Linked DNA regions of Homo sapiens: region 1 is linked to region 2. Evidence: read pairs that join two places in POLR2A ChIA-PET (ENCODE). Cell type or tissue: MCF 10A. All regions are shown on one strand. Each heading gives the region's core, and the rest is flanking DNA. Links, peaks and the distances in the headings are about the cores only. Region 1 overlaps RNF17 (ring finger protein 17). Region 2 overlaps RNF17 (ring finger protein 17).

Region 1 (2,817 bases), core at 304-2,803, 65 kb before region 2:
ATTAAGACCTTCTGTTCATCCAGAAACTCCCAAAAGACACTGAAAAGACAAGTAAGAAACTAAGAGAAGATACCTGGAACACATAAAACCAAGAAGGGATAAGTGTTCAGGATATATTAAGAACTATGAATCAGAAAGCAATGACTTAATGGAAAGTGAGCGAAGACATGGATAGGCATTCCAAAAACACAGAAATACAAACGACTCAAATAGAAGAAATGATGTTTACGCCATAAGAAGTCAAGGAAATGCTAACTAAAGCCATAGTGAGAGACAATTTCACATCCACTAGGATAGGTAGAACTTAATCTGACCTTATTAAGTGTTAGCAAGGATGTGGGGTAACAAGACTCTTCATGCACTGGTAGTGATGAGTGTAAACTGTTATAAACAACTTTGAAAAACAATTTGACATTACCTAGAAATTATCCACCAATTTTTTTTTTTTTTAATGGAGTCTCACTCACTCTATTGTCCAGGCTGGAAAGCAGTGGCACGATCTGGGCTCACTGCAACCTCTGCCTCCCGGGTTCAAATGATTCTCCTGCCTCAGCCTCCTGAGTAGCTGGGATTACAGGTTCGTGCCACCATGTCCAGCTAATTTTTGTATTTTTAGTAGAGATGGGGTTTCACCATGTTGGCCAGGCTGGTCTCAAACTCCTGACCTTGTGATCCACCCACCTCGGTCTCCCAAAGTGCTGGGATGACAGGCATGAGCCACCGTGCCTGGCCAATGATTACCAATTCTGTTCACTAGATTATGTGCCCTAGAAAAATTCTGCTTGTGTAACAAGAGACAGGTACAAGAATGTTCATAGTAGGATTTTTTGTAATCACAGAAAATCTAGAAACACATGTGTCTATCAATAGAACAGATACCGAGACATAATCATTCATGGAAATGCTATTAATTCATTTAAAAAATGAATGAAATATAGTGAAATGCGCCAAGGTGGACAAATCTCGAACAGTTTGATGAAAAGTCACAAAAGAATATGTACATTATGGTTCTGGTTACATAAAGTTTGAAAGATGGAAAACCTAAAAAATTTGTTTAGTGACGCACACAGGAAATGATAATTAGCTAATTCAGAAAAGTGGCTGTATCTGGGGTGGCAAAACAGGAGACGTGATCAAGTGGGGCAACACAAGTCTGCTTAGGTTCTGGCGATGCTGCTTCTTATCATGGGCAATGTGTATGTGGCTACTCATCTTAATGTTGTTATTTAAATAATACATTTTATACTCTTTCACATAAATAACATTTTATAGTAACTTCAAAAAATTCATTTGAACTCTACTTTTAGTGATTTTTAATGTGATCAGCACATTGACCCATTGTGGGAGTCATCCTTTGGGATCCCATCTTCACATGAGGAATTCCTATTAGATTTCCCACTTTGAGTAAAGGGGCCTGGACCTTTATTTCCTTTTTCTTTAACTTCATGTAGTTATCACAGTTGCTCAAGGTTCTATAGTTATGAAGCAACTCTAGAGTGATTGCCTTCTTTGGCACATGCTTACCTCCCAGTGTGTGATTTCAGTTTGTTTTGGAGCTTGGTATGTTCTTTACTTTAATGCCAACTCAGTAAGTGTTCATTAAAAAAAAAAATTGGCATCTGATCTGACTTATTTGGGAGGGTTGTTCATCTGCCATAGTAGTGGAAATGGAAATTCCAAATTCCTTTCTTCTTATACTGAGAATAGCACTCACATAATATAATTATATAACACTGCTATGTTAGAATAATGAAAAACTGCATTAAATGATTTTTATGTTAGGCATTATTAAAAGCACTTTGCATGCATTGTGTGAAATCATTTAATCCTCCTAACAACCTTGTGAAAATAACGTTCAAAGAGGTTGCCCAAAGTATTTCAATCCCTGTCGTTCGTACTAGAGAACTAGAGCCTACATAACATAGAAGGTCTCACCTGATAGTTTAGGTACTACAAATATAGTTCCATCATCACCAACACAGCTGACTGTTGCCTCAAATACGTTCATGTTAGGAATAGCTGGTGGCTTATACCCTCTAGTGGTTCTTGGTTCTAGAATTTTCTCCTGAAATTCAGACACTTTCTGTTCACTGATTATGTCAGCAGTTTTCTTGTCAGGGTCAAAGTTAGTTTTAATACAGTTAGTAACTACTGAATCTTCCTGTTCCAGGGGGACTTCCAGAGACTTCTCAGATAATGAATGGCTGTTATCTAAGTTATTAATTCTGTAACATCCAAAAAAGAACACATCTAAACATAAGCAAATATAAAATTCTGGGTAAAACAACATAAAAAGAATCATTCAGATATACATGAAATTGAAAGAAAATATTTGCTCTAATTTGTTACATAAAAATTAGCATCAGTTAAAATTAAAACTACTTTAAATTATGAGACTGATGAGAAAAAGCAATAAAAATTTAAGTAAATGTTTTAAATTTCTATATTTACAGACTATGCTCTCTTAAAATTTCATATGTATATCTCAAGCATTGTACAATGAATTCAATGTTACTAGAAGATACAACACCTTTAAGATGATTTCAATTTAGTCCACACATAGAACAGACATCTGGCAAGCTATTAGCATCCAAAAATACAAAGAAAACATGAGTCTCTTAAAAAACAATAAGGTACTATCCGTATATATGAATATACCATATTCATATATTACCTAAGTGGTAATATGCTATATTTACTCAGTTTTTCTACTTTATATTATTCCCTTCCAATTAAAAAAAATAGGTATCCCTACTGTATAAAAAAATAAAATCTTAGGAGGAAATATTAATATTGATTGTGTTTTAGCGGAATTAT
Region 2 (2,817 bases), core at 138-2,637:
CTTTATGAGTTACAGAAGAATAAACAACATCTGTTCTTTTTAAACTTTGTTATAGCAGCACAAATAGAATAAGACAGGTAGTCACTAACGACATGTGGCTACTGAGAACTTGAAATGTGGGCTAATGGAACTGAGGAACTGGATTTTAATTCTATTTAGTTTTAATTAATTTATGTTTAAATTTAAATAGCTACATGTGATTAGTGGCTACTATACTGGACAGCATGGATCATAAGGTTCAAACATCATCAGACAGCATACAAAGTCTTTAAGACTTAGCATCTATGTATCCTTGGGGACATAGAGAATGGAATTATATACACCATTCCCTGAACCTAGCATGCTATTTCACTGCCCATATATTCACTGCCTATAAGATGCATACTTCCTTTTTCTCCTCCTTTCTACTTGCTACTTAATTTTAATAGATAAGGGAAAAGAAAATATCTTTCCAAGTCCTGTTACCCCAGTAAGAACTGATCATTCCCTTGCTTGGCACCTCAAGTAAATTCTGCATACATTACCCTAGCAATTATGCATTTTATTGTTTGCATGTCCTTCTTCCTCTACTTATTGTAATTTCTCGGACATTTATCTCAATATCTAGGGTGTTAGTGCCTAGCAGTGTTCAATGCTTGCTGACTGAATCAATCTCAAAGATAACTTCGACATGTATATTGCTGAATACTGATCCCTTCTAGGCCTTTTAAAAAACATTATATGTAGAATTTAACTATAGAAACTATTTTGCCCTTTATTTTTCAGCTTTTGAATTACACTAAACATCAATTCTTCTGTCTCTTAGATAATGTAAGTACTGTCAGACACTAATGGCATGTTACCATGCTTATAAATACTTACTTTGTTGAGTCCCTAAATTCAATCTTTCCCATATTGTTGAACATACAGATGATCTCACTGCAATTCACACTCAACCTATAATAAAACATTAACATATACATAAATGTTCTAATACAAATGTATCATGTTCTCTAGACAAAAATCAATTGCTGACATTAATGAATTGAAAAGGAAACATTTAAATAACTTTCTAAGTTAGCACAAATTACACTTATCTTAATTTGGTTACTAACTTAGTAAACATTTGTGACCCAAAATTTCAATTTATTATTACTTGCTATTTTAATACATTTAAGTTCCAGCACATCTTTATACTTGTTATGGTCTCCTGAACTATGACTTACTTACCTGGGAGGGTTCCTTAGTTGTGGAGAACTAACTTGTGCTAATTCACTATCTGAAGTTAACTGCAAAGTCCGGATAATCTAGAATTTAAAAAAAAAATCATTCATGTGTGAATCTTGTCACAAATATTGCTGAACAGTAAGATTTTAGAAAGAAAACTGTATCTTTTAGGTATTTCATTAATTATTGCATTCAGGCTCAATTTGGGGCACTCAAAGGGATACAAATAAGTGTTTATGACTTTTGGAGATATGTATAAAAGGTAACAATAGACACTAAGAAATAGGATAGAGCTACATGATCAGAGAAAACTCGATCAGATTCATTTTGCAACTGTGCTGCTATCTTCAAGAGTTTTCTCCCTTTCTGCCCTATTTTCTTAGCTAGATTAACTAGGATAAAGACCAAATTTTATCATTTTTTTCATCACCTAGTGTTGCACGTGTAATACACAGGAAACAACTATTATTGTTTTAGAACTAAAGCCTGGGACACCTAGCCAAGTAGGGTCATGGCAAATTGTCCTTTCATTTAACGTTAGAGACTTTGGAGGCAGGTAAACTAATGGCTTCTCTTCTATACACCTGATTATCCACGGGAAGTGAGATCCTGAAGATTCAAAGATGACTAAAGCAAAACCTATACCCTTAGGGAGTGAGGCAGAAGTCAGCAAAGATCTGTGATTAATCTTGTCCTGTCAAAGTATAAGAAACTTTTGTTTTTTTGCCCAATTCTACCCCTCAGGCACATGATTAGATGATAGGAGATGGCTGAAGCTGTCTCTTGACTTGCACAATTTGGAATGGAATTGGAAGAGAAAAACTTGACTAGGATTTTGAATTAAATTTTAACGTTAAGAGTTGACAGCCACACCTAAATTGTTTATGTGAACAAAATAGAGTCCTATTCAGTTTGCTACCCTTATTTGTCCTCATTTTTTTAATCGGGTGTCCTAGAAACCTAAACTTTCACCTCAATGTCACCTTACTTGCTCTCAGATCAAGTGTTACAAAGACTTAATTGCACCATTTCCCTAACTGGTCAAAAAAAACAAAAGGTCATATAAATTTTACAATGTTTGTCTTAGATTTCATACATTATTTTATTATAACTTAGACTATCCTAACCTATATTGTCATCAATTTAGAATTCTAAATAATAATATAGGTTAGGATAATCTGAAAAACAAATTCTTGTCTTAAATATATTCCAAAGCATGTAAAATAAGCTACCACAGAAATAACTCACATTGTGAACTATTAAATTACCTGATTCAGGTCACAGTATGTTCTTAGAGAAGGCGATAATTGTAATGCTCTTGCTATGTTCATAGCTGCATTCAAATTATTTTTTTTCTCTTCAATGTAGCTTTTAGCCTTTATTAAATTTGATAGATAATCATCAGTAGTTCTTGCAAATTCTTCACACAGGTTCTTTTTCCTTCATTTAAGATTCCAAAGTTATTTTGCAGTATTTCATAAATATTTATAGAAAAAGTCGATCTATAGTATCTTGAAGAGTAAGTTCAGTAGTTGATGAATTTTACATAATATGGTTAAATGAGGCAAACAGTAACTGAACTGTATCTGAAAGGGTACTTTCACTTGTTGA

What was found. ChIA-PET counts read pairs that join two places held together with the same protein. Peaks named below come from ENCODE experiments on the same cell type or tissue, not always from the same donor. Only the 100,000 strongest peaks of a DNase experiment are listed, where the experiment ranks them.
Region 1: POLR2A ChIA-PET joins it to region 2 with 19 read pairs; 3 of 35 experiments call an interaction of 5 or more read pairs at or near these places.

What each region holds. Positions count from the first base shown.
Region 1 is chr13:24,853,263-24,856,079 of GRCh38, reverse strand. RNF17 (ring finger protein 17) reads right to left here. Exons shown (of 36, transcript NM_031277.3): 25 at 1,936-2,225. Among named protein-coding and RNA genes, the nearest start is that of CPAP, 68 kb to the left of the region's middle. In MCF 10A, for the core only: no CTCF peak of the experiment used is centred there; a DNase peak (open chromatin) is centred at 1,529.
Region 2 is chr13:24,787,817-24,790,633 of GRCh38, reverse strand. RNF17 (ring finger protein 17) reads right to left here. Exons shown (of 36, transcript NM_031277.3): 7 at 2,475-2,646; 8 at 1,210-1,286; 9 at 862-936. Among named protein-coding and RNA genes, the nearest start is that of RNF17, 25 kb to the right of the region's middle. In MCF 10A, for the core only: no CTCF peak of the experiment used is centred there; no DNase peak of the experiment used is centred there.